Linked DNA regions of Homo sapiens: regions 1, 2 and 3 are each linked to region 4. The links are chromatin contacts, found by Hi-C or POLR2A ChIA-PET in ENCODE. All regions are on one chromosome and are shown on one strand. The core of a region is the stretch at or near the end of the contact, and the rest is flanking DNA. Distances in the headings are between cores, read along the strand shown. Region 1 has its middle 72 kb from the start of SCP2D1-AS1. Region 2 has its middle 49 kb from the start of SCP2D1-AS1. Region 3 overlaps DTD1 (D-aminoacyl-tRNA deacylase 1). Region 4 overlaps DZANK1 (double zinc ribbon and ankyrin repeat domains 1).

Region 1 (2,910 bases), core at 277-2,776, 490 kb after region 4:
TTCGCTCCACCTCAAGGCCAGGGAGTGAGGCTTTCATACCCTGCACCAGGGAGGGCAGGCACATCAACTCCAAGGCACTTCTTGCTTTCTTTGTTCTGGGTCATAGTTCCAGCAGTGCAAGGGCATTGAAGTGGGTTGCAGGTGTGAGTGATAGGAGTGAAGGCTGGGTGTAGCGGCTCCTGCCTGTAATTCCAACACATTGGGAGGCTGAGGTGGGAGGGTCGCTTGAGGACAGGAGTTCAAGACCAGCCTGGGCAACATAGAAAGACCTCCTCTCTACAAAAAATAAAGAATTAGTTGGATATTTTGGTGTGTGCCTGTGGTCCCAGCTACTTAGGAGGCTGATGTGGGAGGATCACTTGAGCCCAGGAGGTTGAGATGGCAGTGAGCTGAGATCACACCATTGCTGTCCAGTTTGAGCAACAGAGCAAGAACCTGAGTCAAAACATAAATAAAAAAAAATGTGAAGTGCACAGAAGAGGGCTGGGCACCCAGAACTGGTGTATTAGTCTGGTTGGGCTGCTATGACAAAATACCACAGAGTGGGTGCTTTGAGCAACAGAATTTTTTTTCTCACCATCCTGGAGGCTGGAAATCAAATATCAAGGTGCCACCGGGTTGATTTCTGGTGAGTGTTTCTCTCCTTGGCTTGCAGGTGGCCACCTTCCCAAATGGTGCCCTTATTTGGCCTTTCTTCTGTGCCTGCACATCCCTGGTGTCTCTTCCTGTTCCTATGAGGACACTAGTCAGATTGGATTAGAGTCCCACCCTAACAGCCTCTTTTTTTTTTTTTCCTTTTTGCCTTTACCTGAGAATCTAATGCTTTATTTAACCTTAATTACTTCTTTAAAGAAGCTAACTCCAAATACATCCACATTGGGGGTTAGAGCTTCAACCTATGAATTTGATGGGACACATTCAGTCCATGACAAATGGTGAGAAGGCTCTGAGGTCATCTGGGTGCAGTCCCAACAGTATCTATGCAGACACTTTAAGCTAAGGCCTCACGAAACCTTCTTTAGTAACCACTTCACATTGTGGGTTCATAGTAAGTGTTCTATTACCCAAATCCTCAACACCAGAGCTGTCTCCAGCCTATACCTATACAGTTTACCATAGCCATGCTCTTGGTCTTTACCCATCTTCAGGGATGGAGCACTCCCCTAGAGCTGAAAAGATCTCTGAAAGAGCTGAATCCATGGCTTCATTTTGCAGATGGAAGAAAATAAGGCTGGGGAAAGCCAAATGCCTCCCTGGAAGTTGGTGTCCTCATGGTAGAGTTGAGCTCACCGTCCAGACCTCTAGACTGAGCAGGGGAGAAAGACCTAACTTTCATTGCATGCTGCTTCTTTTTTATGTGCAAAGGAATGTGTAGCTGTTTTCCCCCATCAGATTTGCATATTCTCTTCTGGCTGCCAGGGGTGCAACCTTTTTCTCAGGGTTAATGGTATTTACATCAGTCTGAGACATCAACAGGCGCTCAAGACCCAGACTTTGCAATTAAGCCATTCCATAAGCAAAGAGGAGCTTATGGAGCTTTGTGACAGGTTGAATATTTATAAGCAGGCTTATCTTAATTAAGATTGCTGAGTGGCCAAGCTGGAATGTGTTTTCCTCTTTCACACAATGTCTTTCAGCTGGGAGGTCACTGGCGGTCAGGTTTTTGGGATGGTGGGTGGGGGAAGATTTGGCGATTGAATGAGCCACCTGCAGAAGATGGGAGAGGGTCAGCAGCTCATTCACAGGCCACCCTGAAGAACTTCTCTTGAGCAATCTGTTTACTTACCCAGCCAGCTCACGCTTAGGCTGGGGCTTGGCACTAGTTATTCTCTTCAAAGAAGCAATGTGTGCGATAAGCAACATATGCATCTGGCTATGGTTTATGGTAGACTCTGTCTGGTAGGCATGGAGCTATTTCATCTCAGCAGAGTCATCTTTTCTCGCTTGATCCAGCTGGCCAAAGCAAATGGCCTGTGGAACCAACTGGTCCTTGTTTGCCTGGGATGCTTCTGGTTTTAAAAGTCAAAATTCTATATCCTGAAAGTTCTCTTAGTCTGGTAGGTCACTCTATTTTTAGACCAAGAAGAGAAATCTCATTGGAATGAAGGCCCATTACACCTTGGCGGACTCTATTTTAAAAAATTTAACTGACAAGTAATAATTGTATATATTTATGCGGTACAGTGTGAGGTTTTGATATGTGTATACTTATGAAATAATTAAATCAAGCTAATTACTCTGTCCATCACCTAATCTACTTATTTTTTGTAAGAATATTTAAAACCTACTGTTTTAGTAATTTGGAAATATATAGTACGTTATTAGTTGATTTTCACACTGCTATAAAGTTACTACCTGAGACTGGGTAATTTATAAAGGAAAGAGGTGTAATTGACTCACAGTTCCACATGGCTGGGGAGGCCTCAGGAAACTTACAATTATGCTGGAAGGCAAGGGGGAAATGAGCTTGGACCTTTTCAAATGGCGGCAGGAGAGAGAGTGTTAGCAAGAGTGGGGAAAACTGCCTTATAAAACCATCAGATCTCGTGAGAACTCACTCACTATCGAGAGAACAGCATGGGGAAACCACCCCCTTAATCCAATCACTTCCTACCAGGTCTCTCCATAAACACCTGGGGATTACAAGTCAAGGTGAGATTTGGGTGGGGACACAAAGCCTAACTATATCAAGTACATTGTTATTAATTGTGCTTACCATGCTGCCTCTTCTTTACAGTTCAGCTGGAGGCCAAAGCGTTTGGTTTCCTGGGTGTGACCACCTCTACCTCTCCATAGCCATTTTCTCCATAGACTTGCTTGAAGCCTAAGGGATACTCCATTCCCTGTTTTCCCTTCTATAATAGTTCTGTGGATGGCTGAGGGGATGGCAGAAGACTAAGGGGAAAGTAA
Region 2 (3,077 bases), core at 298-2,797, 470 kb after region 4:
GTCATGGCAAATTCTCTCAGCAATTGTTTGTCTGAAAACGACTGTATCTTTTTTTCATAAATGATGCTTAGTTTCACTGGATACAAAATTCTTGGCTGATAATTGTTTTGTTTGAGGAGGCTGAAGATAGAGCCCCAGTCCCTTCTAGCTTGTAGGATTTCTGTTGAGAAATTTGCCATTAATCTGATAGGTTTTTCTTTATAGGTTACCTGGTGCTTCAGTCTTACAGCACTTGAGATTCTTTCCTTCATTGTCACTTTATATAACCTGATGACAATGTGCCTAGGTGATGATCTTTCTGCGATAAATTTCCCAGGTGTTCTTTGTGCTTCTTGTATTTGGATGTTTAGATCTCTAGCAAGGCTGGAGAAGTTTTCCTTGATTATTCCCCCAAATATATTTTCCAAACTTTTAGATTTCTCTTCTTCCTCAGGAACACTGATTATTCTTAGGTTTGGTCATTGAACATAATCCTAGACTTCTTGGAGGCTTTGTTCATATTTTCTTATGCTTTTTTCTTTGTCTTTGTTGGATTGGGTTAATTCAAAGATCTTGTCTTCCAGCTCCGATTTTCTTTCTTCTACTTGTTCAATTCTATTGCTGAGATTTTCTAGAGCATTTTTGCATTTCTATAAGTGTGTCCAATGTTTCTTGGATCTCTGACTTTTTCTTTATGCAATCTATTTCCTTCAATATTTCTCCCTTAATGTCTTGTATAATTTTTTTTATTTCCTTGCATTGGGCTTCACCTTTCTCTGGTGCCTCCTTGATAAGCTTAATAACTAACCTCCTGAATTATTTTTCAGGAAAATCAGGGATTTCTTCCTGGTTTGGATCCATTGCTGGTTAACTAGTGTAATATTTTTTTGTGGGGCGGGGGTAGGGGTACGGTGTTAAAGAGCCTTGTTTTGTCATATTACCAGAGTTGGTTTTCTGGTTCCTTCTCATTTGGGTAGGCTCTGTCAGAGGGAAGATCTAGGGCTGAAGGCTGTTGTTCAGATTCTTTTGTCCCATGGGGTGTTCCCTTGATGTAGTACTGTCCTCCTTTTCCTATGGATGTGGCTTCTTGTAAGCCAAACTGCAGTGATTGTTGTCTCTCTTCTGGGTCTAGCCACTCAGCAAGTCTACCAGGCTCTGGGTTGGTACTGGGGTTTGTCTGCATAGAGTCCTGTGATGTGAACTGTCTATCACTCTCTTAGATGTGGATACCAGCACTTGTTCAGTTGGAGGTGGCAGGGGTGTGAAATGCACTCTGTGAGGGTTTTTAGCTTTGGTGGCTTAATTCTCTAAAGCTGATTGGCCTTCTGCTACTAGGTGATGCTTTCCTGAGAGCATCAGCTGTGGTAGTATGGACAGGAACTGGTCATGGGCGGGGCCCTAGAACTCCCAAGATTATATGCCCTTCATCTTCAGCTACCAGGGTGGGTAAGGAAGGCCCATCTGGTGGGGGCAGGGCTAGGCATGTCTGAGCTCAGACTCTCCTTGGGCCAGTCTTGCTGCAGCTGCTGTGGGGAATGGGGGTGAGGTTCCCAGGTCAATGGAGTTGTGTACCTAGCAGGATTGTGGCTGCCTCTGCTGAGTCATGCAGGTTGTCAGGGAAGTGGGGAAAAGCTGGCAGTCACAGGCCTTACCCAGCTCCCACACAAACCAAAGGGCTGGTCTCACTCCCACCTTGCCCCACCCCACAGTCCAGAGTCTCTTTCTAGGCAGTGGGTGAGCCAGGCTTGAGAACTTGCCCCAGGCTACTCGCCTCCCAGCTGGGAAAGAAAATGGCTTGGTTCCTTCCCAATCTGTGGAGTCTGCACACTGGATTCGTGCCCTCCCCCAACTTCTGGCTGGGAGGCTTCTCACCCAGTTCAAATTATTACAAAGCTCAGCTGGAGATTTCCTTCTCCCTGTGATGTTTTTCCCCACTCCTCTGGTTGCCCTCCTGATGGATCCCTGTGGTGCCAGGCAGGAATGGCCTGTTTGGGGACCCAGTGAGCTCTCAGTGCCTTTCTTGCTGCTTCCTCCACCCCTGTATTTCACTTGGCTCTCTAAATTGACTCAGCTCCAGGTAAGGTCAGAAACTTCTCCCACAAACAGACCTCCAGTTTCTCCAGTGGGGATGTGTTCAGGAGAGGAGGATCTCCCTTTCCCACTTCTGCAGTTGGGGGCACTTGCAGTATTTGGGGTGTCTCCTGGGTCCTGCAGGAGCAGTCCACTTCCTTCAGAGGGTCTTTGTGTCCTCTTGGTATTACTGGTTTGTTCTTGCAGTTGAACTGGAGCTAAAATTCACAGTGCAAGCCTCTGCATGCTGCTCTGTCCCTCTAAGTTGGAGCTGCAATCTAGTCCTGCCTCCCGTCCACCATGATGATCCCCTCTCCCCTTTAACTTTTAATCCATATGTGTATTTATATTTTAAATGGGTTTCTTGTATACAACATATAGGTGGGTATTGTTTTTTAATCCACCTTGACAATATCTGCCTTTTAACTTGTACATTTAGACCATTGATGCTCAAAGTAATTATTGATAGAGATGGATTAATATCTAATGTATTTATTCCTGTTTCCTATTGATTACCCTTGTTCTTTTTCCTATTTTTGTTTTCCACTCTTCTGCCTTTTTGTGGTTTTAGTTAATATAATTCTATTTTCTCTCTTTTATTAGCATATTAGTTATGCTTCTTTTTTCTTCTTACCTTTTTTAGTGCTCACCCTAAAGTTTTCAATATGCATTTATAATTAATCCAAGTCCACTTTCAAATAACACTATACTCTTCACTTGTAGTGTGAGTACCTCATAATAACAAAATGTTCCTAATTCTTCCTTCCTGAGCCTTGTATCATTGCTGTCATTCATTTTACTTACACATAAGCATATATAGGCATATATACACATACACACACAAATAAGCATATATAATCAAATATATTTCTGTGATTATTTTGAACAAAATATTGTCTGTTAGATCAATTAAGAAGGAGAAAAATAAAAACTTTAATTTTACCTTGAATATTGCTTCTTTGATGCTTTTTCCTTCTTCACATAGATCTGCATTTCTGACCTTTATCATTTTCCTTCTTGCTAAAGAA
Region 3 (2,946 bases), core at 124-2,623, 330 kb after region 4:
CGAAGCTCCGTTTCCTCCCCTGACTATGGCCAAGGATAGGAAGGAAGGCAGTGTTTCCTCTCACCTGTGTTTATTAGGGAGGGAAGCCTTTTTCCAAAGACCCTCTGCAGTCCCCTCAGGTCTTGTTGGCTATGGTTTGTGTCACATGCCATGTGACAGGAGAACCAGACATTGCCACCTCTGAAGTAGGAGACTCCTGCCAGCAGGGAGGGAGGAAGGGGCTGGGAAGATGAGTAGCTGCGGTGTAGGCAGCTGGCAGTGGCTTCTCTGTGGGACATTGATGATCATTCAACTACTATCAGGTTATTAAGAGCAAACAAGGTCACATAGGTGGAAATGCTAAGTGGGGATCCCTAACAGGTGACACATATGCACCCCATCAACATTATGGTCCAGATACATGTTTGAAAAGAAAGTGCGAATGTTCTTAGGTAGCGCTTGTCCTCTGCAGTGTGTCCTCAGGCCTTAGGTGGAGCTTGTCCTCTGCAGTGTGGCCTCAGGCCTTAGGTGGAGCTTGTCCTCTGCAGTGTGTCCTAAGGCCTTAGGTGGAGCTTGTCCTCTGCAGTGTGGCCTCAGGCTCCACCCTGCCATATTGTCTTACTCTTGGCCACTTAACTCATTTTGCTTCCTGGCTGGTCTCTCAAGGCATTTAAGTTTGCAGGCCCTGAAATCAGGCATTATAAGATCAATGTTCAACTAGTTCATTCTTAGATTGTGCAATTAGAGCTTGGGCATCTTAATTAAAAAGAAAAACGCTTATGTTTTCAGTGGATTTAATCATGAATTGGGTGAGTCTGGATCTGCATATTCCAGTCCCCCCTCTTTTGGCACACGTGTTCCCAAGCTTCACTGTGAAAGGTGCAGGCTGACCACAGGATCATCACCTGGCCCCTGGTGGTGTCTGTGTGTCCAGGGCAGCTTTTGGAAGGCTGGGTTTCTCTCTAAGGCGCTAAAGCCAGCATGGTTTGGACAGTCTCTCCCTTACAATGTGGGCTTTCTTGCCAGTTGATTAAAAACAAGCAAACAGACAAAAACCCAGAAGTACTCTATTTCAGTGTTTGTAGATTGTATGTTCACAGACCTGTAGTGGTTTATATTCTCCTTGACATGCATCTCCTCTTAATTTGAAAGCTGTTGACATTTTGCTTGAGCTCATATGCAGTACCAGTTTCTTTTCTTCTTCTTTTTTCTCATTTGTTTCCTTAAAAAAAAAAATCCAGCTGCTTTCTTGCTTTGAGATGTAAATTCCACATTTTGGCTGCATTGGATTCCAAGTTTTCCCAGAAAAGGCTTAAATTTATTAGGTTAGTTCACAATGTTCTCACAGAGAACTTGAGTTTGCGGCATGGAGCCATATGTGGTTGGGTTGTTTTAAGATAAATACTGTAAGAGAGTCAGCATTACATCACTGGCAGAAATGTGGGCTGTGCCTGTCATTTAAATAGTTATCACATGTGATTTAAAAGCTGGCTCTCGGTGGGAGGGGATAGGGTTGGAGGGGAAGGTCAGATGGATGTTTCTGCATCTGTGGTGTCTGTGCCTCTGCCTCAGCACAGAGTCGAATGACACTACGAGGAGCTGAGAAGCCTCCAGAGGGCTGTGCTAATTGGGGTTACTCCCCATCGTCCTCTCTGGATCTGGTTCTCAATAGCATAAAAGAGTACAAAGTGAAGAACAGGCTGGGTCACAAAGAGGCCTTTGCATGAGATTACTTAGCAAGGGGGAGGAGGTTTATTTAATTTTGTGACTGTTGATATTCACATTTTGTTTTTTTTTTGTTTTGTTTTGTTTTGTTTTTAATCTCTGAAGATGAGAAACAAAACTGAGAGGGCATCTTGCTTTTTAAAAATTGTACTTTCTCAGCATCTAATTTGGACCTGTTCATGAGTATTTATATATGTGTGTATATGTGTATGCATCTACACACAAGTAAGACATACAAGTATGAACACATGGATGCGAATATAAAATGTCAATTGCTGGCAGCAGAAGGCAGCTTACCACAATTTACTGCAGAACACCAATTTCAAGATATTTGGATTTTATGAATCAGGAATATAGAAAACAAAAAGAAATTGGGGAGTCTAGCATGGATTGCTAACTTATGATTTCCAAAATTGCTTAATTTTTTAAATTATAGTAAAATACACATAAAACTTACCATCTTAACCATTTTAAGTGTATAGCTTAGTAGTAATGGGTATATCCACATTGCAAAAATCCAAAATCTGTTTGCAAGAAAGGGAATGAGACAGAAGGAGTCCTGTATACTGTCCTTATCATTTCATCAAAGAAAGAGCATTTTAATACCAGAAGACAGACGAAAGGAAAGAAGCCTGTTATTTTAGATGCAGGAAATTCCTCCTAACCTGTGGCAGAATAGTCAAGAGAAAAATATTTTTCCATGGAAAAGTAATACTACAAAGAACTATGTAACAAGCAGCTCTGTGTGGCCATTTCTCAGATTTTAAAAATGCTAGCTTTTTGTCATCTTTGCTCCAGATCATTCATTCCTACTTAAAGTGCTGCTGCATGAACTGTTTGTTACCAGGCCATGGCGAAACAAAGAACAAAACTGAGACGGCATCTTACTTTTTAAAACTAAAATTGTACTTTCTCAGCATCTAACTTGGACCTGTTCATGAGTATTTATATATGTGTGTATATGTGTATGCACACTCACTGTCACCCAGACTGGAGTGCAGTGGCGTGATCTCGGCTCACTGCAACCTTCATTTTGGGCCAGAATGAAGTCAGCTACACCACAGAGCTCACAGTTGAGAAGAAATCTCTCACAATACTTTGCTGATGAAGGAAGCTATGTACTGATTTACATTCTGACACGAGCATCTTACTGTTGCTGGTCCAGGTGTCACGTGCATTTTGTGGAGTGCACTGATTAGTAACTCTGCTCTAGATCTGGTTTTGTTCTTATAAAGTTGATGG
Region 4 (2,700 bases), core at 41-2,540:
AAATACAGAATATAAAAATAATAGAAAATCAATAAAACCAAAAGTTGGTTCTTGGAAAAGATCAATGAAATTGATAAACCTTTAGTAAGATTGACCAAAAAAAGTGACATCTCAAGTTACTAGAATTAGAAATGAAATAGGAGATGTTATCACCAACTTTATTGAAATAAAAAAGATTATAAAAGAGTATCACAAACAACTGTATGCTAATAAATTAATCAGATGAAATAGATAAATATCTGGAAAAACACAAACTACCAAAACTGATTCAACAAGAAATAGAAAATCTGAACAGACCTATAAAAAGTAAAGAGTAATCAGAATTGCCCACTAGACAAACATCAGATCCAGATAGCTTCACAGGTAATTTACCAAAATTTAAATAATAGTTAATACCAATTCTTCATAACCACTTCAAAAAAAAAGAAGTGTTTCTATAAGGCTACCATTATCCTGATACCAAAATCAGACAGACAGTAGAAGGAAAGAAGAAAACTGCAGACTAATATCTCTTATAAATATAGACACAAAAGTCTTCAAGAAAATACTAGCAAACTGTCTTAGTCCATTTGTGCTGCTATAAACAAAATACTTGAGACTGGGTAATTTATAAAGAACAGGAATTTATTTCTCACATTCTGGAAGCTAGAAGTCCAAAATAAAGGTCCCTGCAGGTTAGGTGTCTGGGGAGGGCCTGGTCTCTCTGCTTCCAAAATGGTGCCTCGTTGCTGCATCCTCCAAAGGAGGGCAACGTTGTGTCCTCACATGGAGGGAGGGCCAAAGGACAAAAAGGGGCCTTAACTCATTCCCTCCAGCCCTTTCATAAGGCACTGATCTATTCATGAGGGCTCCATCCTCATGATCAATTTCCAAAACGTCCCGCCACTTAATACCACCACAATAGAGATTAAATTTCAAAATGAAATTTGAAGCATGTAGCTGGGACCACAGGCATGCACCACCACAAATGACTGCTTTAAAAAAAAAATTGTAGAGACAGGGTCTCACTTTGTTGGCCAGACTAGACTCAAGAGATCCTCCAGCCTTGGCCTCCCAAAGTGCTGGGATTGCAGGCATGAGTCACCACAACTGGCCCAAATTATAGACTTAAAAATAGTCAAAATGGTGAATTTTATGTTATTTAAATTTTACAATTAAAAAAAGGGATAATGGCAGATAGCAATAGCACTGTGCACTAACAACATGCCGTCACGACAAAAGAAACCCACATGCGCCATGTGACTGAGGAACTAGACTACAGGGCTATGAGCTAAAACATCAGAATACTGAAAGTTTAAGAAGGAGCTTACAGGAAGAGCTTCTTTTTCCAATACAAAGAAAATTACTTGAAAAAGAGGAAAAGAAAGAAACTTACTTCTTACACATACAAATAAATCTAAAAGGAAGAGAAAATGAAATGTTCTTTCACAGAAAGAGTGAATTCCCTCCCGACCAGAAGAAAGGGCATCCTCCCCCTTACCTCTTCCTGGGCTGATGGCTGTCAGGAGGGGTTTATGGTCACTCATTTTCTCCTGCCTCTGCTTTTGAGAGGCTAGTTCCTGTTCCTTTTTTGCTAGCAGCTTGCCAGATGGGTAGAAGAGGCCAACAGTCTGTGTTCCTATGTCCCTCTTAGTCCCAACATCAGATCTGGGCAAAGGAATATTCAGGGACTGCCAGGCACATCGGGGCCATGCGTGAGGCAGAAGACATTTTTAAAATTAGAATATAATTTAATCAATCTTGCATTTTACTTATAGAAAACAACTCTAATCAGAATAAAAAGTATCTCAAGAAAAGTGTACTTGGAACTAATAGGGTTTTCCAGCCTTTGCCTCATCTTCCTTGCTCCTGTCTTTCTCAGCAACTTCCAGCCTGATCCAGGATTAGCCATTTATTATCTAAAAGTCAGCAAATCAAGGGGTGTTTGCCGGCCTGCTTGATGCCTGGAAGATATCTATCCTTTTCAGCTCTGTAATCCAATAGAGCATAGACTTCACTACTAATCCACACTCAGCCACTGGTCACCAACATTTTCTCTAACATACTTTCCTGCATCTAAACCTGGGGACCTGAGAGGACTACCATGAAAGGTTGTGCGTTGCACAACGTCACTGCATTCAAAGTAGTACCATTCATATGGTGAACATCATATATTTGCATATGTATTAGGGTAATTTTTCTAGTAGAGAAACCAGTATATTACAAGCAATTTCCAATAGATGGCAGTCAAGTGTCTTGAGAAAAGAACACCTTTGTTTCATTTGCACAAAGGAATAAGGGCTAGTGGCAGTTTAGGATTTAAATCTTTCAAACTGGGTTAAGAAAGCCATGAACGGCTGGGCATGGTGGCTCATGCCTGTAATCTCAGCACTTTGGGAGGCCACGGTGGGTGGATCACGAGGTAAGGAGTTCGAGATCAGCCCGACCAACATGGTGAAACCCCATCTCTACTAAAAATACAAAAATTAGCCGGGCATGGTGGCACGGGCCTGTAATCCTAGCTACTCAGGAGACTGAGGCAGAAGAATTGCTTGAACCTGGGAGGCAGAGGTTGCAGTGAGCCAAAATTGCACCATTGCACTCCAGCCTGAGCAACACAGCGAGACTCTGTCTCAAAAAAAAAAGGTCATGAACTCCCTAAAACTGCATACAAAGTGCTGAGTGTATCCTCTAATAATGATCAATCTTTAACTTCTTATA

Evidence for each region. A loop is a pair of places that touch in the nucleus more often than their neighbours do. ChIA-PET counts read pairs that join two places held with the same protein, here RNA polymerase II (POLR2A). Pooled maps may share reads with other maps.
Region 1: a loop to region 4 is called in a map of mammary epithelial cell, with 5 times the contacts of the local background. The contact joins two enhancer-like sites. A Hi-C loop is called at or near these places in 2 of 168 maps with a recorded cell type or tissue (Caco-2 and mammary epithelial cell) and 7 of 50 pooled maps.
Region 2: a pooled map shows a loop between it and region 4 (4-fold over the local background). The contact joins two enhancer-like sites. A Hi-C loop is called at or near these places in 2 of 37 single-sample maps with no recorded cell type and 2 of 50 pooled maps. POLR2A ChIA-PET finds 5 or more read pairs at or near these places in 1 of 52 experiments (T-cell).
Region 3: a map with no recorded cell type shows a loop between it and region 4 (2.2-fold over the local background). The contact joins two enhancer-like sites. A Hi-C loop is called at or near these places in 2 of 37 single-sample maps with no recorded cell type and 3 of 50 pooled maps. POLR2A ChIA-PET finds 5 or more read pairs at or near these places in 1 of 52 experiments (OCI-LY7).

Annotation. Positions count from the first base shown.
Region 1 is chr20:18,900,770-18,903,679 of GRCh38, forward strand. No RefSeq gene overlaps it. Among named protein-coding and RNA genes, the nearest start is that of SCP2D1-AS1, 72 kb to the left of the region's middle. Within about 2 kb of position 1,527, at least 2 of the 41 ENCODE cell types and tissues checked have a DNase peak (open chromatin) inside an H3K27ac peak, as active enhancers do.
Region 2 is chr20:18,877,809-18,880,885 of GRCh38, forward strand. No RefSeq gene overlaps it. Among named protein-coding and RNA genes, the nearest start is that of SCP2D1-AS1, 49 kb to the left of the region's middle. Within about 2 kb of position 1,548, at least 2 of the 41 ENCODE cell types and tissues checked have a DNase peak (open chromatin) inside an H3K27ac peak, as active enhancers do.
Region 3 is chr20:18,738,543-18,741,488 of GRCh38, forward strand. All of the region lies in intron 4 of DTD1 (D-aminoacyl-tRNA deacylase 1), which reads left to right. Among named protein-coding and RNA genes, the nearest start is that of DTD1-AS1, 41 kb to the left of the region's middle. Within about 2 kb of position 1,374, at least 9 of the 41 ENCODE cell types and tissues checked have a DNase peak (open chromatin) inside an H3K27ac peak, as active enhancers do.
Region 4 is chr20:18,411,166-18,413,865 of GRCh38, forward strand. DZANK1 (double zinc ribbon and ankyrin repeat domains 1) reads right to left here. Exons shown (of 21, transcript NM_001367614.1): 13 at 1,481-1,688. Among named protein-coding and RNA genes, the nearest start is that of LINC00851, 33 kb to the left of the region's middle. RefSeq lists an enhancer at 1,417-1,466 and a silencer at 2,337-2,386. Within about 2 kb of position 1,291, at least 4 of the 41 ENCODE cell types and tissues checked have a DNase peak (open chromatin) inside an H3K27ac peak, as active enhancers do.